Regions from separate parts of the Homo sapiens genome. Here region 2 is linked to region 1. The links are chromatin loops, found by intact Hi-C in ENCODE. Cell type or tissue: Caco-2. All regions are shown on one strand. Each heading gives the region's core, and the rest is flanking DNA. Links, peaks and the distances in the headings are about the cores only. Region 1 overlaps RALGAPA2 (Ral GTPase activating protein catalytic subunit alpha 2). Region 2 overlaps RALGAPA2 (Ral GTPase activating protein catalytic subunit alpha 2).

Evidence for each region. Hi-C counts contacts between places; a loop is a spot of excess contacts. Peaks named below come from ENCODE experiments on the same cell type or tissue, not always from the same donor. Only the 100,000 strongest peaks of a DNase experiment are listed, where the experiment ranks them.
Region 2: it touches region 1 in a loop (3-fold over the local background); 5 of 110 quality-filtered maps call a loop at or near these places.

What each region holds. Positions count from the first base shown.
Region 1 is chr20:20,512,472-20,528,750 of GRCh38, forward strand. RALGAPA2 (Ral GTPase activating protein catalytic subunit alpha 2) reads right to left here. Exons shown (of 40, transcript NM_020343.4): 28 at 13,781-13,891; 29 at 12,359-12,427; 30 at 11,935-12,072; 31 at 8,446-8,629; 32 at 42-813. Among named protein-coding and RNA genes, the nearest start is that of INSM1, 150 kb to the left of the region's middle. In Caco-2, for the core only: no CTCF peak of the experiment used is centred there; a DNase peak (open chromatin) is centred at 7,000.
Region 2 is chr20:20,562,228-20,578,506 of GRCh38, forward strand. It overlaps RALGAPA2 (Ral GTPase activating protein catalytic subunit alpha 2), which reads right to left. Exons shown (of 40, transcript NM_020343.4): 21 at 10,648-10,841; 22 at 9,621-9,719; 23 at 9,231-9,386. Among named protein-coding and RNA genes, the nearest start is that of RALGAPA2, 140 kb to the right of the region's middle. In Caco-2, for the core only: a CTCF peak has its summit at 6,574 (motif pointing left); no DNase peak of the experiment used is centred there.

The sequences.
Region 1 (16,279 bases), core at 5,491-7,990:
AATAATGATAAAATAACTGGAGGTCTAGCTTGGATTGTTACCTTCTGTCCCAAGAATTCATTCCCAAGTCATCAAGCAATAACCTGCAGAAATAAAAGGGTCCTCGGGGCTCCACTGGGGAGGGCTGCCCTTGGCTGGTGACTTTCATTGCAGAATCGAAGTTATGACTCTGGATATACTCATCCTCTTGAGCATTTTGGCGCAAAATGACCTCAATGATTTCCTTCTCTTGGTCATAGTTCATGCCACATGGGGTTAGGGAAGGTTCATTTAGATTTAGCTGTGACGGTAAAAGGCATTCAGGACTTGTATGGCCAATGTTTTCAAGTAATTTGTCAAGAACATCATCCCCCTCCTCAACTTGAGAAGAGTCTTTCTGAGGTCCAAATGTGTCACGATGCCAGCTCGAAATCAGAAATGAAGGATTTCTTCCATTGGGTGCTAAGCAGCCTTCCAAAGGTCCATATAAAACCTTACCATCCCAAGAGTACTTCCCTGAGATATCCCTCACAATTACTCTCACATCAGAGAGAGAGCCCACTGGTGATCCCCCTACCGGTCCTTCTGTGGGTGTCTGAAGGTAGGAGATGAGGGTGCTATCATTAAATACAAACAGCTGCAGGTTTGGACTTCTGAACACCTCAAAGGACAGCTCGGAGCCTTCCACATGGGCATTGTCATGGTTCTCGCTGACAAGGCTGTGCAGTATGGCAGGGCCCCCACTGAGGGGGTAGTGCCCCAGGTGGTTCACCAGGTGGGCCATCACCATTCGAGCAGTCAAAGGGATCAACTCCAAACTTCTTCTCTTCTTCTCTGTAAACAGCGGTAAAGAAACATAAAGAGTCAGTGGTGAATGAAGATTAAAACTCAACACCTTTTTTTTGGGTGGGGGGCAGGGGGCAGTTCCAATATGGTAGATTACAGGCTTTTAGTGTGCCTCAGCCACTTGGAAATAGCAAGATAGTGCAAAAAGATCAACTCTCTGAGCTTTAATTCAGGAAGGAAAATGGGAATCCACTGGAATCGTGAAGGATGTTCCAGATCTCAGGGAGGACAATGCAGGCAAACAGCCCTTGTGATGGCATCCAGCTGGTAAGAGTGAGTGAAGCCCCAGTACCCGAGACAGAAACAGTCTCTCTCTGTAATTTACCCTTCCACTGGGGATCCAAGCAACCCAGGCCAAGGCAGAGAATGATGTTTCTCTCAAGCCCCAGAGCTATCTTGGGGAGAGACTTGGAGGTGCTGAGAGGAAAAGACACCAGAAAAAGCTGCAGGCAATTCCTAGATCTGGGACTGAGAGACAGGAGCACTTGCTCTGGAGTGGGGCAGGGACTTCCACAGCCAGAACTGTGGAAAGCGCACCAGCAGGAGGCACTGGAATTGCACTCTTCTCAACTGCAGGCTTGGGGTGGGAGGAGAGAGCTGCTACAGCTAAAGTTTCTCCTGGGCAATGAGACTTGCAGCCAGGGCCAGCTTGGCAACACAGAATCAGTCTGCATGTGTCATTGCTGAGTGCACCAGGCTGCTCCCCTGAGATCATGGTGCAGCAGGGCCCTCTCTGTTCCATTCCCAGGCAGGACTCCAGGCAGTAAGTGGAAATCCTTTCCTAGACTGGCAGCCTGAGCTGCCCCAACCTTCCTGTGCACACATCATGGTATAGTAGGGCCCTCTCCACTCCATGCTTAGGCAGATCTCCAGGCATTCAGAACACCTGCTTGCCTGGATGAGCAGCCTGAGCCATGCTACCCTTCCTGGACATAGATTGTGGTGCAACAGGGCCCTTTCCGCTCCGCACCCAAGCAGATCTCCAGGAATTCAAAGCACCTGCTCACCCGGACTGGTAGTCTGAGCTGCTTCACCCTTTATGTAGAGATCCTGCAGCAGGGAGCCCCTCTCTGCTTCATGCTTAGGCAGGTCTCCAGGCACTGAGAGCTCCTGCTTGCCTAGTTCAGCAGCCTGAGTCTCTCCATCCCTCCTCTGCCGAGATCCTGGTGCAGGGGAACCCTCTCCACTCCACATCCAGATGGATCTCCAGGTATTCGGCACACTTCCTCACCCAGATTGGTGGCCTGAGCTGCCCCACCCTTCCTGTAGAGATTATGGTACAGTGGAGCCCATTCCACTCCATGCCCCAGCAGATCTCCAAGAATTCAGAGCACCCACTCATCTGAATCAGCAGACTGAGCTAACTTGCCCTTCCTGTGCAGAGACCATGGTGAAGTGGGGTCCTCTCCACCCCATGCCCAGGCATATCTCCAGGTAGCTGCAGTGCCTGCTGATCTGGGTTACCAGCCTGAGCCACCCCACCTTTCTTGTGCAGAGACTGTAGTATAGCAGAGCCTTTTGCACTCCAAGCCCAGGCAGACTTATAGGTACCTGGAGCACCCAAACCCGCTCTCCTGATCAGGAGTTTAGGTGCCCCTCTGCCTGTGCAGAGAACCAGGAGCCAAGGAGATTTCCCAGCTCCATGTCTAGGCACACCACTGGGCACCTGATCGCTGCCCACTGGATTCTCCCTCAGCACTGCTACTTGTGCCCAACACCAGGGGAGCTGTAAATGAGCCTGTCCAGTCTGGCTCAACCCATTTTGCCCCCTGCCCACCCAGGGCTAAGCAGTGAGCTCAGACCACTGTGCATTCCATGGACCACTCCATTGCCTGAGGCAATAGAGAGCTTCTGCTGGTAAACAAGGATCAAGTATATACCTAGCCACCTTGCCCACAGCCAGCTTTTACCCATAAACACCATCTACTGGCTTGTAGGTCAAATCGCACAGCCCCATATAAAACCTGCCGACAGAAGTGCATAGGGCTATAGAAGCAAATCCAGAAGATGGCAGATTGGAGGCAGTGTTAGCATGCGTCTCCCACTGGGAAGGACAGAATAGTGTGTAGAGATTCACACTGTGAACTTTTTTCCAAGGAGCAATACAGGAACTCAACAGGAAAACTGCAAGAATCCACAGATCCTTTGAAAGAAGCAGAAAGCTGAAGTCTACTCCATGAGACAGGTAAAAAACTATAAATCCTCAGAGTGTCAGTCGGGGGAGACTACCTTCAGAATACACATCCCTATGAGGGAATCTGAAAATCCAGGTCATGGGAGAAGGCCTTAACCCTACCCAGAGCTGGAACTGCTTAAGGGAGTGATGAGAAACATAAAAGTAGAAGCAGCAGCAGGAAATGCCTTGCAGGCATTCTCAGTCTCCAGCATGAACCGAGGGAAGCCATACCTGAATATATCTCACAGGGGACCTTGGGGAAGCCAGTCAACTAGCTCAGAAAGGGGTTGCAGGGTGAAAGATGCTCCTAACTGAATTTCGTGATATAATCTCGAGCAGGGATAAACTCCTTTGACCAGAACCAATGGGAGTGGGGCGGGGGGGGCAGGGAAGTGCACTGCAGACACATCTGCCTCATGGGCAGACAGGAGGGGCACTACCCGAAAGCCAGGTGGGAAAGCTTATGGCCTGCGGCAGATCTGGGTTCTGCGTGCAGACTGCCTGGATCTAAACCTGGTGCTGCTAGTAGAACACTGAGGGAGTGAGACCGGCCTTGCCAACTGCATGGGAGCTGGGCAAGGCTTACTGCTGCCTGCTACTCTCCACTCCCATTGTGAACTCTTCTGTGCAGCAGAGGCAGTTATACTATCTCTGGAACATTACCCTGAAAACCACCCCCTGACCCTCAAAGGAGCCATGGCTGGCCCCACTCAAGGAGAGTCAGAGCACAGACCTGCTCAACCCTATCCCCACCTGTTGGTATGTATCCCTGCACCCACCCTGGTAGCTTAACACAAAGGACATAAACTTGTGGGAGCTTTACAGCCCTGCTCATTGCCTCAGAACCAGATTACTTCCCCTAGGCAATTTAGGGCAAGCTCAAATCCCACAGCTAGTACTGCAGCTGGTGCTCTCTTGCAAGCACCACCTCATGGCTGCAAGCTAGCTGATGCAGCCCACTACAGCATCTACAGATGGAATAACACTGCCCAGGAAGGAGAAAATGGCTGAATGACCTCAGCTATCACCACTGCCTATAATACTCTAGCCACCAGAGGTCCTGAGCCTGTCGAAGTTAAAGTTAACTACAATTAAAACCAGCATTCAAGAAAGCCAGCACACTAAGCATATCTATAACCAAGCAATCTCACAGAGTCTACATCACTCCCCTGCCACCTCCATCAGAGCTGGTGCTGGTACCCACTGCTGGGAGACTTGAAGAAAGGTCACATCACCGGATCACCTGCAGACATTTCCCAGCAGCAACCTGGAGTGTGGCAGCCCCACTGGGTGGCTAGACCCAGAAGAGCAATAGCAGTCACGGTAGTCTGGCTATCAAGAACTCCTATTCCTAGGGAAAGTGGGAGAGCACCACATCAAGGGAACACCCCATGGGACAAAAGAATTTGGACAGCAGGTCTTGAGTCCCACATCTTTCTGCCGGTTGGAAGTCTCCTGCAGCAGACACAATTGCAGTGCTGGGTGCAACAGGGAAAGTCTGCACCTCTACCCCAACAGGCAGGCAGCCTGCATGCTTGTGAAGGGTCGTGGAGAAGGGGTCCTTGTTCTCCACCTTGTCCACCACCATAGACACAACTGGAACTTCTCCCATGCGAATTCAGCATGAATGTACCTACAGATAGCCCTCCTGGAACAATTCACGGTGGCTGCATCCTCACAGAAGCACTCTCCAAGTTTAGGCTTGCACAAGAGGCAGAGTCACAATTCCTTTCTATATGGAACATCAACATCCCTCATCCCTACAGATGAAAAGAGGTGCCTGTCTGATGTGAATAGCTGAAACATTAGGACAGGAGTGAGGCTGGGAGGTGGGTAACTTTCTTGCTGGCCTGACAGGGGAGGTGGATTAGTTCCCAATCTTCACCCTGATAAAACTCAGTGCATCTAACTGAGAGATCCCCTAGCCACATTAATCAAAGCTGGGGCCTCAGCCCACCATTGTGTATTGTATCTAACCACCTGCTTTAGCTGCAACTGGTTTCTATCTAGGGATACTTCCCCTACTGGCCTGAAGCCTGGATCATCAAGAGAGTAAATAAAATACTGGGGAAAAATTAAACAAATAAAAAAGTGCCTAACACGGGGAAATGAGATAAGCTTCAAGAGATCCTTGCCATTCCAATTCCACAGGAGACAATGAAATTGCCCACACCCCGAGTACAAAACTACTACAATCAGCATCTGAGAAAGTCAGCATACAAAGACTCTCTATAACCAAGAAACTCATGTAGAGTCTTCACCCCTAAAAGCAGCAAAATCAAATTAGGCTATAATAAACTATAAACATTAAAGCCACATCTTGAAGAGGGGGAAAAAAGAAATTAAAAAAAAAAAAAGTCAAATCAAGAATAAATTCAAGAACAATTTGAAGAAACAGTCTACACAAATGAGAAGGAACCAGAAAATACAGGTAATATGATAAAACAAGGTTGAAAAGATCACACTAGCTTCCTAGCAATGGATCCAAACCAAGATGAAATCTTTGAAATACCAGATAAAGCATTCAGAAGGTTGATTATTAAGCTACTCAACGAGATCCCAGAGAAAGGTGAAAACCAACATAAATAATTTTTTTCCCCCCGAGATGGAGTCTTGCTCTGTCACCAGGCTGGAGTGCAGTGGTGCGATCGTGGCTCATTGCAACCTCCGTCTCCCGGGTTCAAGTGATTCTCCTGCCTCAGCCTCCTGAGTAGCTGGGACTACAGGCACCTGCCACCATGCCCAGCTAATTTTTTGTATTTTTAGTAGAGATAAGGTTTCACCATGTTAGCCAGGATGGTCTGGATCTCCTGACCTCGTGATCCACCTGCCTTGGCCTCCCAAAGTGCTGGGATTACAGGCGTCGGCCACCACGCCCGGCCACCCTGACCAGAGATAGTTTTGTTATGGATGATGAAGCATTACACTGAGTGAAAAAAAATACCCTCAAATTTGAGCTCTTTCTTGCTTAACCTAAAATACCCACGCTATCACCTTTATTTTTCCTTTTCACTTTCTATATGATGTATCCGCTTGGCAAGGACGTGCACACCAATATGTTTTTAAGCATCTTGCCTATTTGCTTAGTTAATATGTCAGTGAATTTTAAAAACTCCTTTGTCAGAGAAGTTTAAGCAATTATTTTTAGTACTTTAGAACTATCTTGGGAATGTTTCCCAAAGAGTATTGTACACTGAAAGAAAAATGGTGCCAGAATTTAAATGTATATTTTTAGGTTTTTCCTTTTTCAATAACCTATTTATCTTCTGCTATTTTTAAGTGACAACTCATAATAAATGGTGAACCTATTTTAGGGATAGCCATGTTTTGGGGATATACTCATGTGGATGAGTATAAATTGATGACTTTAGGAAAAAACAAGTTAATTTTATTATAAGACATATGAACTTACAGTAGGGAACAACGAAATAGATTAAGAGTTGTTTCAATTACTTAATAAAAATAATTTATCATTGTGGGGGAAAAAGTAAAGCAGACATTGCAGTTGACAGTGGAGCTCCAGAAATAAACAATTAAATGATTAAATAAATGGAGAACAAATCAAGAAAACAACATGAAAATGAACCATGTACCATCCACCACCAACACAACTCAAAACAAGAGTGTTAAGTCTACTCCACGTCAAAACTTTCAGAGTAAATAATGCATTTTAGGAACTTGGTCATTAAATCTTAGGTTCAAATTCCACCTCCCTTACTTCTGACTTGTACACACCCCTGGGAATATCCCTTAACCTCAGTTTGCTCATCTACAAAATGCAGCTAAAATCAGGACTGCTAGATTTTAAGCCCTTGCTCATGACTGTCACCCCCAGTCCTGTCTTTTTCATCCTCATCTCACCTTCCCCTTCATGTCAGCTTGAACCTTGCTCCAGACTCTGTAGTGCTGCAAGCATACCCCTGGACCTTTGTCCTCCCTCACCCAGCCACTGCCTGCTGTGTCCTTCCTCCTTCCACTAAGGGCCTCACAAAAGGAGTCTGACTCAGGGATCTGACTGTCACTGCACAGGTCACCTGCTCATGTTATCTGGCTGGACCCACCACTCTGGTGAAAGTGCTCTGGCAAAACCTACCACCAAACACCTAGTTGGGAAATATAACAGCTCCTGTTTCATTCTCACCTTCCCTAAGCTTTCTGAAGCAACTAGCACTGCTGACCTTTCTCAACTTCTTATTTGCTTTCTTCCTTGACTTGCTAGAAATGACTCTTTCTTGGTCCTCTTTCCACTTCCCTGACTTTGCTTTCCTGGTGACATTCCCTCACTCTGCTGTCCTTAAGGATGTTTCTGCCCACAAGGTTCTAGTCTTGGGCCTAGGTTTTTAACTTGTGAAGTCCATACAATTTTCATGGATGATCTAACACTTCACACCTACATCTCTTTAATTTTTTTTTTTTTAAGATAGAGTCTCACTCTGTCGCTCAAGCTAGAGTGCAGTGGCGCTGATCACAGCAGCCTTGACCTCACAGACTCAAGTGGTCCTGTGCTCAAGTGATCTGCTCGCCTTGGCCTCCCAAAGTGACGGGATTACAGGTGGGAGCCATGATGCTTGGCCTTCTTCTAATTTTTAGTGTTGAGACAACTGAAGATTCACATGCAGTTGTAAGCAGTAATACAGAGAGACCTCAAATACCTTTCATCTCAGGGTAACATCTTGCATACCTATAGGACAATATCACAGTCAGGAAGTTGACATTGATAATAATCCATCTATATTACTCAGTGTTCACCAGTTTTACATGCATGCATTTGTGTGTGTGTGTGTGTTTGGTTCTATGCAATTTTATCATATGTATAGACAGTATACCCACATTCTACTCCCATTCCAAGGCCCAAAGCTGGGCTCTTATCATTCTGGGGAGAGGGGTGCTTAAGTAAGAAATACAGCAGGCTCTAAGTCCTGACAATCCCTATATGCTCTGAAATGGACTCTCTGCTATGAGCAGAGCAAATCTAAAACTGTAGCAAGTAAATTTCCATCTCTTTTTATGATGCTCTCCTAACTTGGAACAATCTATGAGCTCCTTTCAACACCTGCCCACCCTGCTAAGTCTGGCTTAAGTCCTTCTTCATGGAAAGCCCTCATGGTGCTACCAGTCCACAGTGAGTCCTTCTGGACTTCACTGTGTGTTTTCCATTAGATGTAAAGCTCCTTGAGGATAGAAAATGAGCCTTTTTTGTGAGTTCCATGGATTTGAGACATACCTGTCTTCAATAATACAAAAACCATTTGAACTACTAAAATGGGAAAACAGAGGAGAAAAAAAGAAGAAACAAGGAAGGCAGAATTTGCCATCACAGAGGACTCCAGGAACTAGGATTTCAACTTCAACAACTAGATTAAAAAAAAATAGAGCAAGCATGGCTAAAGGCTAAATCCTTCCTTTTCCTTCCCACAAGATTTCATACCTGAAAGAATACTCACCCTCTTCAACAGTCAGCAGGTTACCCAATTCTGCTGATGAATGATACTGGACTGGCTCAGAGCTCTTCACATTTGCCAGTGGCAGGAAGGGGTCATAATCCGTGGATGACAAGTCAGCCAGGGTCAGTATGTAGTGACTCTGTTGGGTGTACGTGCTTGAGCCACACACACAGCAGTGCAAAACCTGTGAAAACAGAGGCCATGTGCACCACGGATGCTACTCACCGCGTGTCCCCTGACAATCTGTCAAACTACTGCAGCACTTGGCAGCTAGGACTCCTGCTTGGTCCTAGCTGGAAATGGAATGACCACTCTTAAATATCTTCTTGCTATTAGCAAATTTATTTTGCTCCTTTCATATCAATGCCAAGAAATATGTTCTCAAGGCAAAAGGAAAGTAAAAGTTAAAAAGTACTTATTCACATTCTGTGTGATTGCACATACCTAAGTCCCCCTCCTGTCCACCAAAGGCGGCACAGGTAGAAGGAACTAATCTGGGGATGAAGGGTAGTGGTGGGACAGGCCAATCACGGTGGAGGGTGGAATGAGCACAACAAGCAGAGACCATTAGTGCACGTCATAACCAGTAATGAGTTTAAATTAGTATAACTCATGACGCCATAAATTGTAAGGGCTAACTTAATACAATTTTTAAATTATTCTTATTTTCACAAGATTAGTTCCTGAAAGTTCACTGGTTGTTTACAAATTGCAGTTGATTGAAGATCTATCTACTCATTTGAGCCTTTGTACACATACAAGCCATGCAAACACAAATCATCTTGAATATGCCAAAATGCATAAATGAGGTAATAATTGTAACAGATTTCCCTTTTTAATCATAAATTCAAGATCATCAACTCCAAACACTGATTTTTATAAGAATCAAGGTAATACTTGAGAAAATAAGAAAACACCATTGGGTTAAATATATTTATGTAAAGTAAATTCACTTTTAGATGACTAGCTTTGGTTTGCTGACATGGCAAGAGGCCTTGTGGTCAGGTACCCTTTGTAAATAAGTACCAAGAATTACAGTTGTCAGGGCAACCACTTGACTATGTCCTCTTCCTAGCAAAAAATGCAGTATAGGAAAATCCTTATGGCAGCTCTCTTATTAATTTAAAAATTAAGCTGCAATCACTGAGAGAATTAATTTCTAGTAGCCAAAATGCAATAAATGTAGGAAATGCACATTAAAACCACACGTTATGTGTAAACTAGCACAACTACTTTGGAAAATTATTTGGTGTTCACCAATAAGGCAGAATACATGTATTCCAGCAACTTCACTCCTAGGTATACACCCAACAGAAATGCATACGTATATGTACAAAAAAAAAAAAAAAACCTTGAATATTCACATTTTATTGGTCCAAAACTCTAAACTATCCAAATGTCTATGAACGGTAAAATGTATAAATACATTGTGGTTTATTCTATGTAATACTATATATCACCAAGAGTGAAAAATCTGCAAATATTCACAACGGTTTGAATAAATCACTCAAAAATAATGTTGAGCAAAAGATGTCAGACAAAAGAGGATATACTGTATGACTCTTGTATAGAGTTCAAAACAGGCAAAACTACTCTGCTCTGTTACACAGGATAGCGGCTATCCCTGGACATGGGTATGGGACCAGTGGCTATGGGGAGGCACAGAGAAGGCTTCCAGGATGCCAGGAATGTTCTGTTTCCTGATCTGGACTCTGATTTTACAAGCATGCTCACTTGGTAAAAATTCACCAGGCTTTCACTTACAGACTGATGCAGTTTTCTGGAAGCATATTATACTTCAATAAAAAGTTTACTTTTAAAATACAAAACAAACAGTTATTTAGTAAATTTATGAATTTTTACTATGAGGTGACTTTTACAGTGGTAAAGCAATTTTAAGAGAAATCTTTAAGAAAAGAAAGAACTCAGAAAAGAGATTTACAAAAGTGATTGTGGCTAATGCCGTTGGCCCAAACCAAGCTCTGTACAGGTTTATAAACCACAAAAACAACAGAAGTATCTAATGAATCCTAATATAGTTATTAAAATCTTTGACTACTGAAGAAACCATTTAAGAATACACAAATACTTTTTAGTAGAATTTCAACCACAATTAGGTGTTTTTTTTTTAAAGTAATACTTTTAAAAATAAGGCAACAAAGTAATCAGTCTGTGACTTGGACTCTTTTTTATTATTAAAGGTTTCTTACTAAAAGAATAAACCACAGAATTTTCCCTCCATAGCAGTAATTATTCAGTGGACATGCAAATGCTAAACAAACAACCAAGGTTTGAGAGACACTGTTAAGACAAATTACAGAAGGATATTATAAGCAATCCAGAGCAAATGCCACACCTAGTCATCAGTGTGTATGTGTGTAGAGGGAAGGGATGGGGGGTTAACTAAGAATATTTTAAATGTTATAAAAATGATGACGCTAATTACTTTGATGTGACATAGTTCCTTAATTTATTTCTTAAGATTTTTTTGAGGCAAAACGATTATTAAGACCATTAAACCTTTTTCTTCCTTTGATAAACAGATTTTGTCAAACTAATGCTGTATACAAATAGATAAAAGAAATAAGACCTGGTGTTCTATAGATTAGTAGGGTGGCTGTAGTTAACATTAATCAACTGTAGATTTCAAAATAGCTAGAAGAGAATAATTCCAGTGTCCCTAGCATAAAGAAAAGATAAACATTTAAGACAGACAACCCAATTACCCTGATTTGATTACGTGAATGTATTAAATTATCAAATGTACCCTGAAAATATGTACATCTAATATGTATCAACAAAAATAAATTAATCTTTTAAAAAGAAGCTACTTGCCCTAGGGAAAAAATTAATGTAGATATCCCTATAATATGAACAGTTCTTTAAGTAGACATAGAACATGTTCCATGAAAATTGAAGAATTCTGACAAAACTGCAGTTGTTTAAAGATTAAAGATGATAGTCATGTAAAATGCATGCATCTTTAACTTGGTAACTAACCACTGCTTCTTTACATCTGTTCTGCTTTCAGTCCTTAAGTTATTTACTTTTTTGGGGGGGGATGGAGTCTCGCTCTGTTGCCCAGGTTGGAGTGCAGTGGCGAGATCTCGGCTCACTGCAAACTCTGCCTCCCAGGTTCACGCCATTCTCCTGCCTCAGCCTCCGGGGTAGCTGGGCCTACAGGCACCCGCCACCACGCCCGGCTAATTTTTTGTACTTTTAGTAGAGATGGGGTTTCACCATGTTAGCCAGGATGGTCTCAATCTCCTGACCTTGTGATCTGCCCGCCTCGGCCTCCCAAAGTGCTGGGATTACAGGAGTGAGCTACCGTGCCCAGCCAAGTTATTTACTTTTTAAGAAAACGTTTAAGCCACCATAAATCCTTTTCAAAAGGGCAATGACAAATAAGTACATGCATAAGACATATTTTGGTGGTTCTCTGTCATATAAACCCACACTCCATTCCCCCAGGCCCAGGTGTAGACTCACCCTGTAGATATAATCCAGCAAGGGGGCTCTGGCCGAATGCTGCTCCTCTAGGACTGCTGTGGACACGGGGTGGAGAAGGACACTCACGGGCAATGCCATGCACCAGTCCAAGAGGCAGAGTAGCAAGGACACAATAAACTGGAAGAAGAACATGCCCGGTAGCTTATGCTGCAGTCTCTTAAACCTCACTACATGTAATAATAAGAGAATTATCCCTACACCCAGTATTCAGTGGACATGCAGGTGCTAGATAAGTAGGTAAGTAAATAAATAAATAAATAAGTAGCATTTTCACAAAAAAGACTGTTAAGGCCAATAGAGAAGGATATTACAAAGGATATCACTAGTTGTAACATTATTTATCATTTTACCTTACATTAAAATAAAAAAACTATAGGAAAAACTTAGTTAATGTGCCACCTACCTTCTTGTCTGTTTCCACTGAGGAGTACTCTGCACTTGGTAAAAGAAAAGCAACTGTGGCCACGAGGATCTGCATAAAAGATAAATCCCCAATCAAACAGACCATATTTGTAAGCCTTTGTAAGCCTATGTTAGGAGTCCCACGATGGCCTTGCAACTAAACCCAGCTTGGTGCCAACTCACCACAGAAAGGTGATAAAAAGCAGAGGGCCAGCTGTGTGGTGATCTTGAAAATTAGGGAAAGACAATGGGGCCACATCCAGTTTCCACTCTACTTTTCTGGTTGAAAAATTAGGAGGGAAGGCAGAGAAAAGAGTATTTCTCTCTGCAGTCACATAATTCTGAACATTGGTTTCCACAGTTTTCATAGTGAAGTAAAAAAATACTTCTAAAAATAATTATGAAAATGCTCCCATTTTAGTTTTATTGTAAATTACCCTACATCTCCACCTGCTATCCTGGTGTAAACAGCACCCCTTTTATTCTCAAAAGCAGTCCCATTTAGATGATAAATTACATCATCACCCCAAAACCCTACTTTCCATTTCAGAGCACTTTATGTTCCCATGTCCAAACTCCATTTCACTCTAGGTCACTTAAGGTCAAAAATCACTTGTGCCTTTTAACGTGTCTCTGAGAGAACAAAGTGTTCTTTCCAGTGAAATCTGTCTAGGGCTGAGAGAAAATAAATGAATATCACTTCTCTCTCCTTGTAATACCTCATGGGGACAAATGAAGTTTCCTCGAAGAGTTACCACTGGATGTATAAGAACAGGGCATGTTTTTAAAGTGCAGCTACAAAAATCAGTAGAAGTGCCTTATCCCATGGACACCTACGGGAGTGAAGCTGCCTGCTTGTGTACAGGCAAAGCACACTTGGATGCAAGTGGCCTTCAGGATATGACTGTGGAGAAGATTCTTCCTATTCCTTCCGCCCCTCTTTCCTACCAGTTACCCCCACAAAGGTTATCGTGGTAGCAATCTCATTACAGCCGGTAATCATGCTAGGGCAGAAAGTGTGGTCCAGGGCTTTAGTCTGGGAGAGACTTCTGTTTTACACAACAGCTGCCCCCCTCCACCCCTCACGGAGGGCATCATAACCAGCTGCCTACTCCTTGTTGGCACCATCCAAATTGCTCTTGATGAATGAAGCCCAATCTACAAAAGGTCTCTTTGTTGTGGTCGTGCCTGCCTTTCAAACTCCCCAAGTATAAGCCTCTGTCTGGAATACTGCTGGCTTCTTTACATAGTGCCTGAAATCACAGCTGAGAAGAACCAGTCTAACTTAATCTTAAAACGAGTGACTTGTGGCAATTTAATAGTTGGTTCTCTAACAATTATTTGAATATCTATAATTAATTAAATATCAAATACAGTAAAAAGGAAATGCTTATGTTTTAGTATTACAGAAAAAAAGACTTACTTCTGCCATTTTCCGAGGCAGAGAGGTTTCAAACATCTGAAGCTTCTCCCAGTAGGAAACCAGCAACTGAAGGACATCGCAAGCTACCTGGGCCACGATTTTGTTGGGAAACTATAAAAGGAAACCGAATCCCAAAGCAGACACATAACTTAACAGGTGTATCGTTCTTAAGGACAAAATAGTTATTTCTTCTCAGTTCCTTATAGATTACATTTATCTGTTTTGCCTCAAATTGATGAAAAATATGTCCTATTACCACAGAGTTTAGACATCGTCACATCACCATTTTAAAACTGTCTCTTCTCTAGCCTCACTGTGTTAATTTACATAACGTTCTACAGGAACAAGGAGCTTTCATTTACTCATTTGGAAATTAAAACCATAATTCAAATTTCTTATTCAGCTCACATAAATCATATTTTTGACAACTAGAGAAAATTAAAATGTACCCCCATACACTGAACCTTTTACAAGGATTTTACTCATTCTCTCACTGATAAATCTTCACTGACAGCTCTGCAAGGTAGATGTTATTTTCATTTTACACATGGAGAAACAGGGATTGATCAAATGGCTTTCTATCCTATGAAATAAAACTTGACCTACATGTATAACATACTAAGAATGTGTAAAATTAGAGTGTAGGAGAAGATAACTAATGAATTATGGTATACTCAATTATTTTGAGTATGTTTCCTGAGGCTGGCGTGCATCTCAAGTCACCAACAAGGGCTGGATGCTTCCATTGATTGCGAGGCAGCATGTCTAAGGGCAGCACCTTCAAGGTCTTACTTTTTCATGCTGGGAGAGCACAGAAGGGACAAGGGCACCCTCTGCTTCCCTCCCTGGCCAGAACATGGGGCTACACCATTATCCATATCTCATTATCTATAGCAGGAAAGGTTCGTCGCTGACCCTAGTCTAGGGACACCTCACTCTAAGCCACATGAAGCAGACCATCATCAACTTTTAGTGCCCCAGTGACAAATGTACAGAATAAGGAAGAAGATAAGGGAAAGGTTTTTAATTCTACAGAATAAACAGTTACTGACTACCCCTACCTGAGAGGCACTAGCTAAACCCAGGGTTGTAGTCGTTGCACTCAGGGGCTCTTCACAGCCTTCTCTGGCCACAGAGACCTCACATCCCAGATGACCCAATTTCCACTGACCTTGTTCCATCTCTCAAACACTCTGGCTTGCTTCTGCCCCATGGCCTTTGCACCTGCTCCTTCCCAACTTTGCTTGGAACACTTAATCCCCAGGTCTGCATGTGGCTTGCATTGTTATACCTTTCAAATTGTGGCACAAAATGTCATCTCCTCCCTGAGGCCACCACACCGCCCTCCCCCCACACCCCCAAGAGCTGGGTGGTGGCCCACCCCCTCAGCTCTTCAGCTTCATCCTATTCCCCTATTAGATCTCCTTCACAGCATTACAGGCTATCAGCGCTGACCTTTTTGTTTGTTATTTTCCTGCATATATTGTTCACCACTGTATCTTTAATGCCTAGCATGGCCCCCTTAAGGATGTGCGTGGTGTGCCTAAGGTGAAGATGAAACTCTGAGAGAGTGGGAGAACATGAGTGGGCACTGTGTGTGTTGCTGATGCACCACAGTGGCAGAGTCACCAGGTGGAAAGATAAGGCTGGCAAAGCTCTGAACTCAAGAAGCTGGAAACAGACAAGGGAAAATTACGAGAGCCCACAGACAAGACACAAAAGCTATGGGCAGACAGGAGTGGGACATGAGGCTTGGGGGAAAACAGGCAGAGAGAAGGCATCGTGGAGGGAGAGGAGAGCTAAGCTGTGCCTGGAGAATGCAGGGGGGATGTGGGGTCTCCTTCCAGGTATGGGTGGCAAGGCCCAGGCACCAAGGTAGGAAAGGTCGGTCGGATACAGGGGGCTGCAGGCAGGGTGGTGTTACTGACATGTAATGAAGGAGGTGGGGAATGGTGGAGATGAAATAAGCCATTCATTTGCTCTCTCACTTCTCCAGCATATAGTCATAGAACACCAACAGAGTGCCATGCTGAGCGCTCCAGCCTGTGGGCTGCACAGGTCAGCCTGTGCATGGACAGATCCCTCTGACGGTGGTATGAACAGTAATCTGTGGGGGCCAGTCTAGGACTGGTGACTCTGATCAGGAGGCTGAGTATTGGCAGGGTGAGTGTGTGAGGGATGGACTTGGGCAGTGGGTGGGACGGACGATGGGTATTCAATGGGCATTCAGGAAGTACAGCTGGCAGGACTCAAAGCCAGAAACAGTGGGGTAAGGAGAAGGAGGAAAGTCAGTCATGTCTCAGAAGACGAGGTGGGAGAAGGAGCAGGGCTGGGCAGTTCACAAGAGTTGGTGAGTATGGCTGTGGCTTAGAACCACCTCCCCCAACCACCCCATGCCTGCCATCCATCTGCTACCCCACCATAAACAAACCAGCCAACCAACACCTTGCTGAGTGGAATGCTCTGCACATTCATGGGTGCACCTAGGTCACCCTTGCA
Region 2 (16,279 bases), core at 5,076-7,575, 49 kb after region 1:
AGCATCTACCCTCTCTGGGAAAAGACAGAATGCACTCCAGTGACTCTATTAAAAAAGATTCCGGTGATCTGGGCTCTGTGACAGGCCACAGTAGAGTCTCCTTCCAGAGAGAAACCTCAGAGCAAAAGAACATGTTCTCAACTGAAAAATGTATGCCAACTGATACACGATATCACACGGTAACAGTTTACTAAGAACAAAATCTTTCCTTTTCCCACATATACTGAGAGTTGCTATACTATTTTTATGCTTTATTTCACGTAGCATGTCTTATTAGATACCGGAAGATTTTGGGCTAAATATACATAATTCATATTCATGTCTGATAACATTTACTTGAAAGAAAGTCTTTACACCTTTAAATCCAACAAAGGAAACCAAACAAAACTGTAGTTTCTGGCCTGTCAGGTAGATTTTCTTCTCTCTGGATCAGCCTCCATGCTATCATCTTACACTTTTTAAAGCTGTGAAACAAGTTCACTGCACATGTGTTAAACCTCATAACCGAAACCTCTGCCATCTGTTACCTCCTACATATTTTTACTTTCCTCATTGAGGTACAAGTGGGCTCTGTCTACAGATTAATGAAAATAATTATTGATTCTACAGCTATAAAAAAAAGAAAAAATATCTCGCATTTATTTTTGGTGCAGTCATCTATCTGAAGTCTTTATGGCGATTGATAGCTGAATAAAGTTATAATAAAACTTTCATTGATAAATTTTGATGAATCTGTGGCTTGTCCATTCCCACAAAACCTTGTGGAAAACACTCGGAAGGCAGTGGATGCTACCTGATGGTGTAACGTTAATTATATGACAGCTTCTGTATTTTATCACTCTGAATTTGTACAATAAGCACAAACAGGAATTATGATTAACTTAACAATACATGTCAGGAGAGGACTGTCATCTCTCACCTGTCCTTATAAATATTATCCTTCAATCAAACCTAAGTCAAACTTGGAAGTTTTGTTTATTGCTACAGTAAACTCCCCTTATATTCAATAATATTTCATTAACTTGAGTAAAGTAAATTCAGGTCAGAAGTTGTATTTTTAGAAAAATAAAAGGACTTGTTTTTAAGTGCTACATTACTTTCAGAAATAATTAGTAACAAATATATGTCTTGGCTAACAAAAACATCAATTACAGAGCCCTTTAGATGTCCCATTTTAATAATTATAAATACATTTACAATTTGCATACCAACTGCTTGAATTCCAACAGAATTAGAAAATATGTTCTCTTAAGTACAGAGAAAATGTCCCTGGAAATCTTTCCTGCACATTTCTAATTCCTAACAGGCAAGAATTCTTTGGGGACACCCCTTGGTGTATCCTCGGATGCACCCATTTGGCCTGTCCTATGCTATAATGTCCAAGGTGAGGAAGGGTCATCAAGACATGAGTCGAAACTTACAGTCCCTTTATCCTATCATGCCCACATGTCTTCCTTTTCTCAATTCATCTTCTTGCCTTTCTGAACCAACATTTGCCTTGACAGATAATGGGAATCGTGCCAGGACACTACTTTCTCAGGATGCTTACCAATCAGTACTACATCCTACCTCTCCAACATATTTCTCACACACAGACAAACACACACACACACACATGCACAAAACACATATGTGCATATATATACAAAATATATACACATATAATGAATTATACACATAGACACACACACACACAAACCCCATCTGTGCCTCAGTCCTTGTTAGCCCTCATTACCTTGCCCCTGGGCTATTATAATAATTTCCTTTCTGTGTTTGTTGTCATCATTCTTTCATGATTATAATTCACCCCCACTTTATCACTGTGGTTTAAGCTTCTTAAAATGCTCTTGTGGTCATGTGGAGTATCATGCTCAAAAACCTTCAACAGCTCCCCACTGTCCATGGGATGAAAACTACTTTGAATCAAGGCTCTCTACAGTGCTGCCTGGATTCATGACCATATATTATTTCTACGCATATATCTGGCATTAAATCAAAGCCACTCTAGTCATTGTTCCTGAACACAGCCTGAAAAGTTCTGTATCTTTGATGTGAAACTCCATCATGCTTCTTGTCCTGCTATTTAAATCCTATCCATTCTTGAAAGTCCTGCTAAATCCCCTCTCCTTTGTGAGCTGCTTTCAAATCAACTTAGCTAAAAGGATATTCAACAGTTCAATTTTCATAACATGTATATCACTACTTATTTGGTCTTCTGCACAAGTTGATGGTTAGTACAGATACTTGTTTATGCATCTCACACTCTCATAACCTGACTAGGTCTTTACCATGGCAGGAAAAAATATTCAACATAAAAAGATCATTGAACTTTGTGCCACATTTAGGAAGGAGTGATGTGACCCTAATAATAAAGTGCCTAAAAATAAATCAGAGGATCTAAGAATGCTTAATGGGAAAGGGTCTGAGAGGCTCTCTAGCCCAATTCATTCACTTGACTACTTGTGGATAGGTGAGGGCCCCATGGCCAGTGAGTGACAAAGCTGAGTCTAGCTCTAAGGTATTTTAGTTCCCAGTATCAGGCCTGCCATCCATGAGAGTCATATGTTATTCTTGAAAGTCAATATATTCTGAAGCCATCTTATATCCTGAATTCTTGGAAGTACATTTTCCAATTCTTAGAAACCTTAGGAATAAGGCCCCACATTAGTCCTATTTTTACTTGTTGTATAAACCTATAGTTTTTTTTAAACTGTTTTTAAATGAAGCTTTAACAAAGTTAGCCTTCTAAAGGTCTAAAGTTCCTCTACTGATACACATCAAAGTTATTATTTCATCCTCGGAACATCAGTTAGATCTTTAAATTCACAAATAAGTACTTTATCTGCTAGTGTTGAGTTAAAATCCTATAAATTAAAACCTTGGTAAAATCACTTGCTGTACAGAATGAGCACTTTAGAGACATGTATTAAAATTATTTCCAGGGATTTGAGATAAACAAGGCCTCCAATTTGCCATCCTAATTCTTTACCTTTCCTGGAACTGAATACTCACTTATGTTTCACCTTAAATATACTTTGAAATTTATGTTTATCTAACATATATGGTTCCATAGTAACAAGTCTAAATTTTCAGCAAAGAACAATTCTTTGTCTGAGAAAAGGTGATGCAATTATTACATATGACTGCATGATACAGGCTGTCTGGGGTTATTAAAAGAGTCAGGTATGGCCAATTTACAAGTATCACCCCTGCACCTTGCTTTCAAAGCTCACTGCTGAGTCTTAATGCTCACTGAGGGGCCTCATGGGATCTTTTTACAAACGACTGTTTATTATTATATTATTCCATCATATACCTCATGAGAGGGGGTTGTAACACCCGTTAAGAAAATCATGAACTACTTTGACTTCTGTGATAGAATACTGCTCTATATATGATGTTTAAAATTATGGTTTTTTTTAACATTGATGTGACAAAACGTTCATAAAAATGTGGAGTTAAATGAAAGCAAAATGTTCCTACAAGCTAAATATTATTGCCTACAAAATAAGTGGCTAAAATTTTAAAAATACAAAAATTAAATTAATGCTCAAGTGCATTCAGCAACTGAAATATGAACCAGTGTTGATCATGTATTGCCAGTGACCAGCACAGCACTTTGCAGAGCAGTTACTGGCTGAGCCAGGGTCTTACTTGCAGGCAAGAGAATCCACTGTTTTGAGATTAAGAAGAAAGAGACTTCTATGAGGGTGTTAGATGGTCTGGAGAATGTCTAGAAGTGCCAGGGAACCAATCACAAATCTCCACAGCCAGGAAAAAGCTGGTAAGCAGGAACACCCAGCCACATCACAAGGCTGTTCCAGCAGAGCCCACTGTCTGCTCATCTCAACAGTGATGGTGGTGCCGGAGCAGAACCTCCATGACAGGAGGACCCAGATCCCCCTGTGCTGCTGCCCACCACTCCCCACATCTACCTTCAAGTGCCATGTTGGCTGGTGTCTCTGCTGGACAGAACCTGGGTCAATGCCAACCCAGCTGCAAGGAGTCTGGGACATGCAGTGTTCAGCTTTCTAGCTTTCCTTGTACAGAGGCTCATTGGGTGGGGTGAAAAGTGAGGGAAAGTGAGCCGATAGCCATGGACACAAAAGAAGCATTTCTGGATCATAAGCATACATGGGTAAAACAAATGTATCAATCGGTATGTCTGTCTACAGCACAGGGAGTGGTTATTTCTCCACACGTTGTAAAATTCCACAATGCCTAGTTATGTTTTTTAGTCAAATCATTATGTTCAAAGTAAGAAAATGTATATGGAGAAAGAAAAAAAATCAACACTTTAAGATATCAGAAATAAATGATGGTGTTGCTGTTCTTCTCCTTACCCTTAATATTATTACAAGAGCTCATGCTTACTAAGGGATCATATCCATGATCCAGACTGAATGCATTACATGTTTTTACCTCTTTCAAGTCTTCAAACAACCCTCTGAGGTAGGCACTATTATTATCCTCATTCGATAGATAAGGGAGCCAGAGCACAGCAAACCCAAATGATTTGGCTAATAAGTAACAAAGCCAAGACAGGAAATCAGACAAGCTGACTTGAGGTCCATGCTCTTAACCAATACACTTTATCACACTCTATTACACTAGATCTTAACTTTATGCTGTTATGATCCAAATATGTTACTTCAGGGCAGAACAACAAACACTTCTGCATTGGAGAGAGGCCTCATGCTTTTTTGGTGCATTATAAAACACAATATTATAGATGAAAATGACAAAGACCCACATTTCCCAAAATGTCTATATGCATATTTGCAACAATAATTTTACATTAATGTAGGCTTTGCATTTAAAAGAGAATTTAACTTTGATGTATAACAGACAAATTACATTAAGACATTAAATCTGTAAGTCATTGTTAAAAAATAGCTCACTTATTTTAAGCAAAGAAAACCTTCCAGTCTCTGATACATGTTCTTACAAACATGAAAATAAAATTCCTTTCCTCAACTGTCCTTTTCCATTTCACACATATTGATCTTTCCATCTGTTTTAAATAATCATGAAATTAATAAAAACTGTTTTTAATAAATCCAAATCATAGGTTCTTTCATGTCAAACTATTTTGGGGAATTCTGATGTGAAAAAGCTGCTTAAGTGTTAGGAAAAACTGAGAACAACAAGAAACAGCTTTAGAAGAGAAACTGAAGGATGATGAAGAACTGAGAAGGCAACTGTGGAAAGGTCTTTCCAGGTTGGGGCAGGGTAGTTTAATAAGGAGGATTCTGAAGTGGAGTAGGACCAAGGGCAGAGCCCAGGCAAAATAAAACGGAAGGGAGAAACAACATCAAGGCTGTTGGACCAATACGCTTGCTGTGAATCAATAAAAGAAAACATACCTGGTGGAATAAGCCAAGCCTGTATGTGAATTCTAACAGGCTTTTTAGCCTGTGGCACTGGGCAAAAGTTTTAGATATTTTTTTGAAGTTTCATTATTTATAAAATGGGCCTCAGGGGCCTGGGTACTATGGCTCACACCTGTAATCCCAGCATTTTGGGAGGCCAAGACGGGAGGACTGCTTGAGCCCAGTGAGCTATGATTGTGTCACTGCGCTCCAGCCTGGGCAATGGAGCGATACCCCATCTCTAAAAAAAAAAGCAATAATAAAATAAAATAAAATAAAATAAAATAAAATAAAATAAAATAAAATAAAATAAAATAAAATAGGCCATGGTATTTATTGAATTGAATTGCAGAGAAGATTCAATAGTACAACATCATGCAGTCCCCAGCACAGAGTCCAGCACTGTGAGTGCTGAAGAAATAAATACTCCTAAGCACCATCACCAGCCCACCCTCAGACACAAAGCAGCTGAGCAGAGGGAAGCGTACTGGGAGACTCCTTCACAGGCAGGCCGGGTAGCCCTGAAAGTCACGCCAAATTTTCTTCATAATTTATAGTTATTTTGGAACTGTTTATAATCCTAATTATTTTGTAAACCACTAACATCAATTTTTAAAAAAAATTCATTGTCAAGGAAAAAATAAAGCCATTTCAAACCATGTTTTCGATCACACCAATCAACCACGAACCCATGTTACATATGTACCGGGGGAAATACTACTTGATAAATTCATTGTGTTAGTATTACATAAGTTATTAGGATAACCAAAACTGGTTAAAAATACTAAAAACAGTTGCTTTGGAATGCACTACATTTTTCTGGCTGTTTGGTATATGTATTATTATTTTTTAAGATACAAATGGTCATGTCTGTTTACATAATAAATTTGCTATCATATTAGATGAAACTATAACTTTCCAGGATTGCCAGAGAACACAACTCATGAGACATCTACTTTACAAATTGTTTTTTAAACTAAAAAATGTCTTCAATTACTATGAACATCATTATGTTTGAAAATACTTTTTAGCATCTTATAACTTATTTAATTCAACACTTTATTGGTCACTACTGACATAATTTTGATACCTTCAGATTTAAGAAAGAACTTCATGAAACAACCAAGCCATACAAAGCATAATGTTCAAAGGCCCATGAACCACAAAGCTGCGTCGTGCAGACAAGTGTGCCACCCAGAGGCAAAAGGAAGAAACCCACCTTGGATTTTATTTGTGAGACAAAACTGATAATGTTCAATTTTAAACAATTATTTATGATTATTTATTTAAAAACACAGGACATCTTTCATAAGGTTCTCTCTGCATAAATAAATCCTTTTGCTGCTAGGATACATAAAAGTGTGGCCCTTTGAGAATTCTCACAAAATAGAAAGAAGCCCTGAGATGGTACCAGTCACAGGTACATAGTTTGTTAATTAAAAAATTGAATTTAACTGTATTCTCTACCATAAATGCTTTCTTTTCTTTTTATAATTAATATAACATGTGTTTCCAGAATTACATAAGTTCTGAAACAACCACTATGATCTATTTAGACGTGTGGATCAAAAGTTAAACTAATTACCAGAGACATTTCTTAACTTAAATGAAAAAAAGTTTCTTTCATTAGGTCTTCTGCGTAATTTTCATCTGGCAAAGGAATAAAGTTTACTTAGAGTAATTCTGTTTGGCAGACAGTCAGCGCTTCTAAAATATATAACAATAATTGTTAAGGTTAAAGAAAACAGTCAACTCTATTAAACTCACATAAAAATTCAAGCTTCTAACTAAGCCTAAATAATAGGCTGATTTTAAATAGAGATTTATGATATCCTCATTTCATCTTAGAAGTCTGAATGTTGGGATTACTGTTAGCATTGGACCATCTTTTAAGATTTATGTATTCCACTATGAACTATAAAAGATATTGAGCCTTAACTTAATTAAAAACATAACATGCATTAAGATGTAAAAACAATTTTAAGCACAAAATTTGGAAATTCTTTTGTCTATACTATAAAATTGTATTTCTTGAAAATGATTTATAAAATAATTTTTTTCAGGTTCTCAAATGTTATATAATATACTCTTATTTCATCTCATTTTACTGTTTCATTTCCACATCAACACATCTTAAAATAGAAAGACAATTCTAAACTCATTTATGTGACTTTCTAAAAAATTCATTCTAAGGAACATTGTTTACTGCTAACTTACTTGTTTTTATAAAATGAGAAGGATCTATAGTTGATTATTATTTCCAAGTAAATTTTTTTTCCTGCAAAATATTAGCATAAGGCTTCTTTAAAGTAGGGTATTGTTAAGTAAACCTTCCTCTTTTGTTTCTTTCACTGAAGGAGTTCATTATTATCTGAGAGTTAATTGTCTTTTCTATACCCCATAATCCTCCACATACCCTGAGTTGCATCATTCTGTAAAAGATGCTTCCACTTGCAATGATGCCTGTAAAATATTTGAGCAGGGAGTACAAACAATTCTACTTTGTGTTCCTATTTCTACATTTATCTAGGAAATAAATGAGATTATGGGACTAAGCCAGCCTGCTACATGGATGTCCTCTATACACTGCTAAAATCACAATGAATATGACAGACTACTCACTAGGACAGTATGGTTATTATTTCATATAAGAGTTCAATGATTTTTAAAGCTCAAAGTAAGTATTGGGAAATACATACTGCAAACTATTTAAATTCAAGTACATTCTAAAGCAACAAAAAAAGTTTGCTTATCAGGAGAATAACTTCTTACATGTACCCTGAGGTATCAAAAGGTCTGTGTGTCTGCATCATACCTTCAACGAATACAAAAAATGCAGAAAGGACAGTTACTTGATAGTTAATAAATGATTCAAGTTCATTAATAAGTATTTACAATTTAAAGGGTAAATCTCAAACACTCCCTATACCTCTATATTGGTTAAGAAAACCTAGTAATAAAATGAAATGTCTTAAAATTTATTGAATCTTTTCTATTCCTTTCTTTCCATCCCCAATGCTACCGGCTTAGTTCTTATCATTTTTTTAAAATCTGTATTAAACACTTCCTAATTGTTCTCCATCTACAGGCCAATCTCTGATTCTATCCTACTATCACATTTTCAAATCCATCTTCCAAATGCAGTCCAGAATCTCTGTGAAGCATAAATCAATCACATCACTTGCCTGCTTGATATCCCAAATCAAGTCAAGAATCCATGTGTCCCTATCCGTAATCTCCCTCAACTGGCAGAAGTCTTCCCAAGGGAGGAAGGTCAGGGTCTGGCCACACCCTATCTCCCAAACCTAGGGCCTACAAGGAGGAAGAGGTAGCTAGTGGCTCCTTGGGCCTTTCTGTTCGAACTTGAACCAAACTTAAATTGCATTGGGAGAAATTAAAATAACTCCTTATCAAGAAATGTCTGGACTCATCTTCTATCTTACAGGTAAAGTCTTTCACAAAAACATCCTAACTACTAAAACAACAATTTTCAAACATTTTTAAATGATCAGTACCACTTTCTTCAAACCATATTTAATGCAGAACCCAAACAAAAAGTGGTTATAATAGTATTTTGAGGTTGACAACACAGGCAGAGGTTAGATCATAGAGGCCATAGAATAAAATTAAAATTTGGTTGGCACAATGCAAATGCAAAGTCAGTGGGGAGAAGAAGCAGGGATGTGAAACCTGATTTACATTTTTGAAAGACCATTGTGCTTGCTGTGTGTAAAAGAGTTGAAACTACTGAGAAATTCAACACTTCTGATGTATTTTCATAAATATTACTAATGTCTTTAAAGAGTGATATGCTATTTCCAATTAATGGGCAATCACAATAAAGGAGTCGCAGAATACCTGATCCTCGCTGGTTAATCCCAGGTGCATCACAAGGTAAAAATGCACCAGGAAATCTGAGTTTGGCAGAACGTCCTGGCGTCTGGTCATCATGGCACAGATCAGCCTGTAGGCTTGTAGTTTGCCTTCCTTATATTCATTTGGCAGTGTCGCCGCCTGTCAAGGAGATGATGTTTCCAGATTAAATCAAGCCCAGGTGCAGAGTATTTCAACATTTCATTTACTTCTCAGTTTTCCTTAAGAGTTGTTTATGGACATGTGGGATGCAGTTACTTTAGTAAGACCCAGCCTGTCTTCAAAACATGCAGTCTTGGGCAATTACATTTTTCAAACTCAATTTCAGAAAGGAAGAGGAAATCGCAATAAAGGAATAAACACATATCCACTTGCCTTAAACAGCCATGATGCAAACATTCTGAGTGGTGGGATCAAAACTGGAGGAGATGGAGAAGACTGGTTATCCAGGCTTATTGCTAGATTATCCCGTATCTAATTCACAAAGAGGAGAATTTTAGGGTAGGTAACATTACGTTTATCCCAACAGTATTTCAACAGTCTTCTGTGACCATATAGCTGCTTTCAGTTAATTTCTATAAGTGAAAACCTGTAATATTTACAAGTTTCTCTTTTATTGTGAAATTATCCTTTTGAATTACATGTTTGGCTTACTGTATGTGGTTTTAGATTTATATACAAAACAAAGGCATTGTTTTTCCTTGAACGTTAATGGCTGGGGAGGTCCTGAATTCCAAACGATAAGTAACATTTTAATGAGTTATACTGAACAAACATGAACCATGTTTTTGAAAAAAAAATTTAATACATGTGAATGTCAGAACCCAAACAAAAATCAGAATAAAAATTGTATGTACTACTCAGGAGGCTAAAGCAGGAGAATTGCTTGAACCCAGGAGGCAGAGGGTTGCAGTGAGCCAAGATGGCGCCACTGCACTCCAGCCTGGGCGACAGGGCAAGCAAGACTCCATTTCAAAAAAAAAAAAAAAACTTGTATGTACTCTAAGATTCTACTTTCATAAAAAGAAAGAAGACTATATATTAATATTGGCTATTTCTATGAATACTGATGTTAATTTTCTTCTTTGTATTTTTCTACATTTTTCAAATTGTATACAATACAACCAATATCACTTTTATAAAGAGAGTAACTAGAATGACTTAACATCCTGTATTTAATATCCTATAGCAATATTCTACTTTTGCACTAAATGAAATAACTTTTGCATTTATAAAATAGTCATGTTATATATGATTATTCTTTGATAATCAAATGGACTTTGTCTAAATGTACCATTTGTGTTTCGGAATATGTTCAGTAGTTAACTGAAACACAGTTTTTACATTAAATGATAAGACCATTTTCCTGGATTAGAATAAAAAGTAACATAGCAGAACTTACCTTTGCTAGTTTGTACCAGAGTTCATAGAGATAGCAGAAAACTCTGGCATGGATCTTGGGTGACTGGATGTTATTCACATCTCCGAGGATCCCCAAGACCCTTCGCCATAACACAGCAGCAGAGTCTGGGTGCCAACCAGTGAGGCTCCCCCCGGCGATTATACTACAGTCATCTGTGAGGCACTCGCTGCTATCTATGCAGAAAAACATGTCTGTTAACCCTGTAAACAATCTTGATTTCATCATACCTTTTTTCTTTAAGGCAAATTACCTTAGGTATTCAAAGTAAAATAATTAAGGCAAAAAATGTGAAACAGCTGAGAATTTAAAAGGAGAGAAAAGCAGGATCAAGGAAGAAAGGTCAAATGATTTTGATTCTTCAAACTAAAAGAGCAACAAGCTAAGACATGACATAACAGTTCCTGGAGACCCTGTGATGGGTTTTATAGATCAGGGGAGAGGAAGAGGGAGACCCTTGAGCAGGATGGGTGGGAAACAGTGCCATGGAAATGGGTGGCCAGGGAAGCCTCAATGCTGGAGTAACATCTGCGGTGGTTGTTGTTAGGTCAGGTTCATGGGGGTGAAATGTGCATACAAGAAATTTCCATCCCTTTCAGGTTTAAGGAGTTTTAAGGAATGTATACGTTCATGCAACTGTTGCCATAAACTGCCACCATAATTGAAATATGGAGGATCTCATCACTCCAAAAAGTGCCCCTTCATAATTGGTCCCCTTCCTCTATTCTCAGCCTCTTGCAACTACTGCTTTGTTCTCTGTTCCTATAGTTTTGCCTTTTCCAGAATGTCACATGAATGAAATTCTACAGTTTGTAGCCTGTCTGGTTTCTTTCACTCAGCAAAATGCATTTGAGATTCATCTGTACAGTTGTGGGTATCAGTTGTCTCTTCTTATTACTGATTAATATTCTATTTTACAGATGTGTCATAGTTTATCCATTCACCTGTAGATATTTAGATTTGTTCCTGTTTTTTGGCAATTATGAATACAGTTGCTATAAACATTCATGTACAAGCTTTTGTGTTAACATGTTTACATTTCTCTTAAGTAAATATCTAGGAGTGAGATTCCTGGGTCCGGTCATAAGTGTATGCTTAATAAACATTAAACTGAAGAAAGAAACTGTCAAACTGTTGTCCAAAGTGCTGTTACGGTTTGCACTCCTGCAAGCAAAGTATGAGAGAGTTCCACTTGTTCTACATCCTTGCTAGAACTTGATACTGTTGGTTTTTAAAATTTTAACCATTCTTATAGGCATGCAGCAGTATCTCACTGAGGTTTTCATTTGCAGTTCTCCAGTGACTAAAGATTTTAAGCATGCAGTGATATGTGACTCGAACTTGAAGACAATGTGCAAATGGGCTGTGCAGCTCTGTGGGGAAGAGTCAGTTAGGGAGAAGAGCTAGAGCAAAGGCTGTGAGATAGGAGTGTGCTAACAAGTTCAAGGCATAGAATGTCTTTGTAATATATATTTAATTATGAAATATGAAACTGTGCATTGAAACAAATAGTTAATGAAGAATTTAATGATTTACATGTATATCTAATTTTACCGATTAAGTTATAGAATTTTGTTCTTTGGATACCTGTTGCTTTAGTATGAGTAAAGGCTAGAAGACTGATTTGAGTACGTCTCCAGCTTCCTAAAATAAGCCTTTGAATTTTTAGAGTAAACAGAAAAGCAGCCAAAGACACACAGGCACCACTTAAAGAATGATGTATTATAACAAAAAAATTTATTTCATAGTATGTATGTAATAATCAACAGAGGCAAGCATTTTAACTGCACATTGTATTTTCTCACTCTTCATCCTTTTGACTTCATTGCAGCATTTAACGCTTCTTCTCAGGCCCTTTTTAGACAATTCTATCTCTATTTGCTTCCATGACCAAGCACATTCCTCTAATCTCTCGCAGCTCAGTTTTTAAATTCTGGATTCCACATCTCCAACCTGCAGCCTTTGCACAAAGTTCAGTCTCTGTTCTCATGTGTCATAGCCTCAGCCCCCATGTGTTCTATCCCTCTTCTCCACTGGCATGGTGCTTGAGTAGGCCACCAAAGACTTCCATGTTGTTTAATGTAGTGCTCAATGTCCAGTCCTCAGCAGCATTTGATTCAGGTAATCATGTCTCCTTTCTGAAATGCTTCAACCATTTGACCCCCAGGTATGACTCTCACCTGGTCTTCTTTTGCTGGTGCTTCTTCATCTCACAGACTGTGGACACTGAAGAGCCCTGGAGCTTTTGTCTTCTCTATCTATACTCATGCCCCTCTTAATCTCATACAGATTTACTGCCAGACATATTTGAATGCCATCCATATACTCACAGCTCTACATGCCCATTTCTGGCCTAGATTTCTTTCCTCAAGTTTAAACTCATTTCTCCAACAACATATTTGACAGCTCTACATGCTCAGGACTGAACTGAAGCAGAAACCATAAGCAGGCATGGTCTTTGGTCAGTTTCACTGTGTTCCTGAAGAACCTCAGATATATGTATGTTGAGTTTGTTTTTTTTTTTTTTCCTGGAATTCAAAAGACTCTCTTCCTGCTCAAAGAGTATGAAAACTCTCCTTTAATCCCTCTGTTTTCAAGACAGCATCTCTGCACTCAGACGTGTTGGTGACTCCAAGCCAGAACCCGCCTAATTTACTTTCACCATTTTCTAGGGTGAAAAAGCAGTGGCCAGTGGCAACAGAGCTCTAACTAGTTCTTAAACAGACTTACAGTCTTCCTGTTTTTAGCCCCATCATCACCTCCTACTTTTGTAGCTACCTGGTATGGGAAATTTTCTAACCCTTTTAGAGAACCCGCATTAATTTAAGTCAGGTTGTTTCTTGGCTTCCCCTATTACTGACACAGGATTTAATATTCTCAGGTCTGCCAATTAATTTACCACAGGCCACCTGTTCTGCAACTTCAAGAAGTTGGTTGCTACTGTCTTTCTCCTGCCATCTTTGTCCTTGTGGATTTATGTCTTATTTAATATAAATCCTTTCAATGTGGCTTAAGTACGGTTTGGAGAATAAGTGGGGCTATTTGTGTTTGTTCACTCTACTGTCTTTAATAATATGCATTATTATAATTTATGTCTTTGTTACTCATTTCTCTTGCTTATTTTTAAAAGCCACTTATTTTATAATTTTTGTTGTTGGCTTTAATGCATTTATATTTGGTAATTTTTTCCTGAATTAGTCTTTTTAAAATAAAATTTATTTTTTAAGAACAATTTTGGATTTATAAAAAATTGTGACAATAATATAGTTTCCATATACTCCGTATCTAATTTCTCCACTATTAACATCTTATATTCGAATGGAATATTTATTACAACAAACCAATACTAAAAGATTATTATAAAGTCTACACTTCATTGAGATTTCCTTAGTTTTTAGGTAATTCTTTTTTCTGTTCCAGGATCTCATCCAGGATATCACATAACAAATAGCTGTCATGTCTCCATAGCCTCCTTTTGACTGTGAGTTTTCTTAAAACTTTGTTTTTGATGACCTTCATGGTTTTTAAGGAGTACTGGCTTTATAGATTGTTCCTCAATTGGAATCTATTGGATATCTTTCTCATAGGCTTTTCTTTTGCATTCCTGGAATGAACTTCTCTTAGCCCTGATGTATGATATTTTTCCAACATTCTTCAATCTCATTTATTATTGCTTTATTTAGAATTTTTTGCTTATATGTTTATAAGTGAGATGGTCTCTAATTATGTTTTTTTCATACTGACCTTGTGTGGTTTGTTTCAAGGTAACATAAGGTAGATAACAGAAGTGAGTTTCTCTTTCTACGGAATGGGATGAAAAAGGTAAAGTTTCTCTTTTACATGAAGGTTTAGTAAAGCTAGAAATTATCCTTTATTTTTATAGATCTATTTGAATAGCATACTGTATTATTTTAAAAATTTATATTGGTTTCGTAGTTGTTCCCTTTTCACCTCCAACATTTTTTCTTGATCAGTCTTGCCTGTTTGTCTATTTTTATTAGTGTTTTCAAAGAACAATTTTTAGTTGTCTTCTAACTATTATTTGCTTTCTAGTACATGCATGTATGCTCTCAGCTTTATTAGTTCCTTTTTTATTAACATGTATGTTATTCTGTTATTCTTTTCCTAATTTTTGAATAGAACACATTGTGTTAATTTATTAACATAATTATTCCCAAAGTTCTCTTCTTCACCCCATACAAATAAAGCCGGACTGATTTCTAGGCAATTATCAGTCCCCACTGAGTGTCATCTCGAGTGTATATGTTGTTGGCATTTTTAAGGCCTAATCAAAGAAACTGAAGCACAATCTCTGGATCTGAGGAACTCAAGTAGAGGAATGACAAGGGCAACAAAAGGCAAGAAAAAAATGAAACTGAAAAGGAGGGCAGGTCCAAAAATGGCTGCTCACTATAATAAGCTATGCTTATTAAATTAGTGATGGAAAGATCCCAAGACACACATAAAAAAAGATGTAATAATGATGGCACATGGTGTCTTGGAAAGGCCTTCCCAAACACAGAAGCACTGTTCCTTCTTAGAGGAAAACACACCTGTAGTTCCCACAAGAGTATCATATACTCAACTCAGGAGACACATCAAAATGTGCAAATATCATCCAAACTGGAATTCCTACACACTGTGCCTGAAAGGCAGAGTGCAAAAAACCTAATTATGGGCCTTCTGGGTTCTCTGACTTTTATAAAACCTCGGAAGAAAGACTCATCATCCTAATTCTGTAAAGTAAGTACAATATCAGGCATCTGTTAGTCTGAAAAGGTATGCTGAAGCATCAATAAATGCTTATGAATCAACATGAGCCCCCAAGTGAACAAGAAGCATAATATGGCATTTATTTTTCTCATAAAGGATGTCATGGCATTTTTCAATCCCTTGAGGAGAAAAAAAAAGTAAGGGGATTAGATAATTTACAGCTTTGTTTCATCGCTGGTTAAACCTTCACTCCAAAAATGTAGCTATCCAAAACAGAGATTGGTCCCCAGCATCCCAATCACACTGGAGATTTGCTTGAGTAACCACTCCAAGTACATGTAGACAGATACCTCATCATCACCTGCACCTCTTTTCAACCTGCCAACGAATATGCCCTTACTTATGAAAGAATCCCACATAGAAAATCTGCTTCAGTACTGCTTTACACTCAGAAAAATTCATGCCTCAATGATAAAATCCTAGGCAACATCCTCCATAAAATTATCAAGGTACGCTGACTTCTTTAGGAGTTTCTGAGATGCCTGTATGAGTTTCCTCAGTATTACTATGAACAAAAATGTTAATGAGTTGAAATGTTTTGCCCAAAATTACTCTGCTGGTGGCGTAAGTGACAGAACAGATGCTGACATTTTACATGTAGAGGGTTCCTCAGTGAAGGAGCACTTAATTAAAAATGGGAATTTAAGAGACTTCAGACAATTTCACGTTCACCCTAAAAATACCCAATATTTATTTTATTTTATTTTTCATTAGCAGCCTAGTATGCTAGCCTGCTATCTTTTTGTTTTATTACTACTTAATGCTATACGGGTGTTTAAAATTTTTTTATTAAAGTGAAAACTCTTACAAGCATAATTGTATCATCTTTCTCCAAACACAT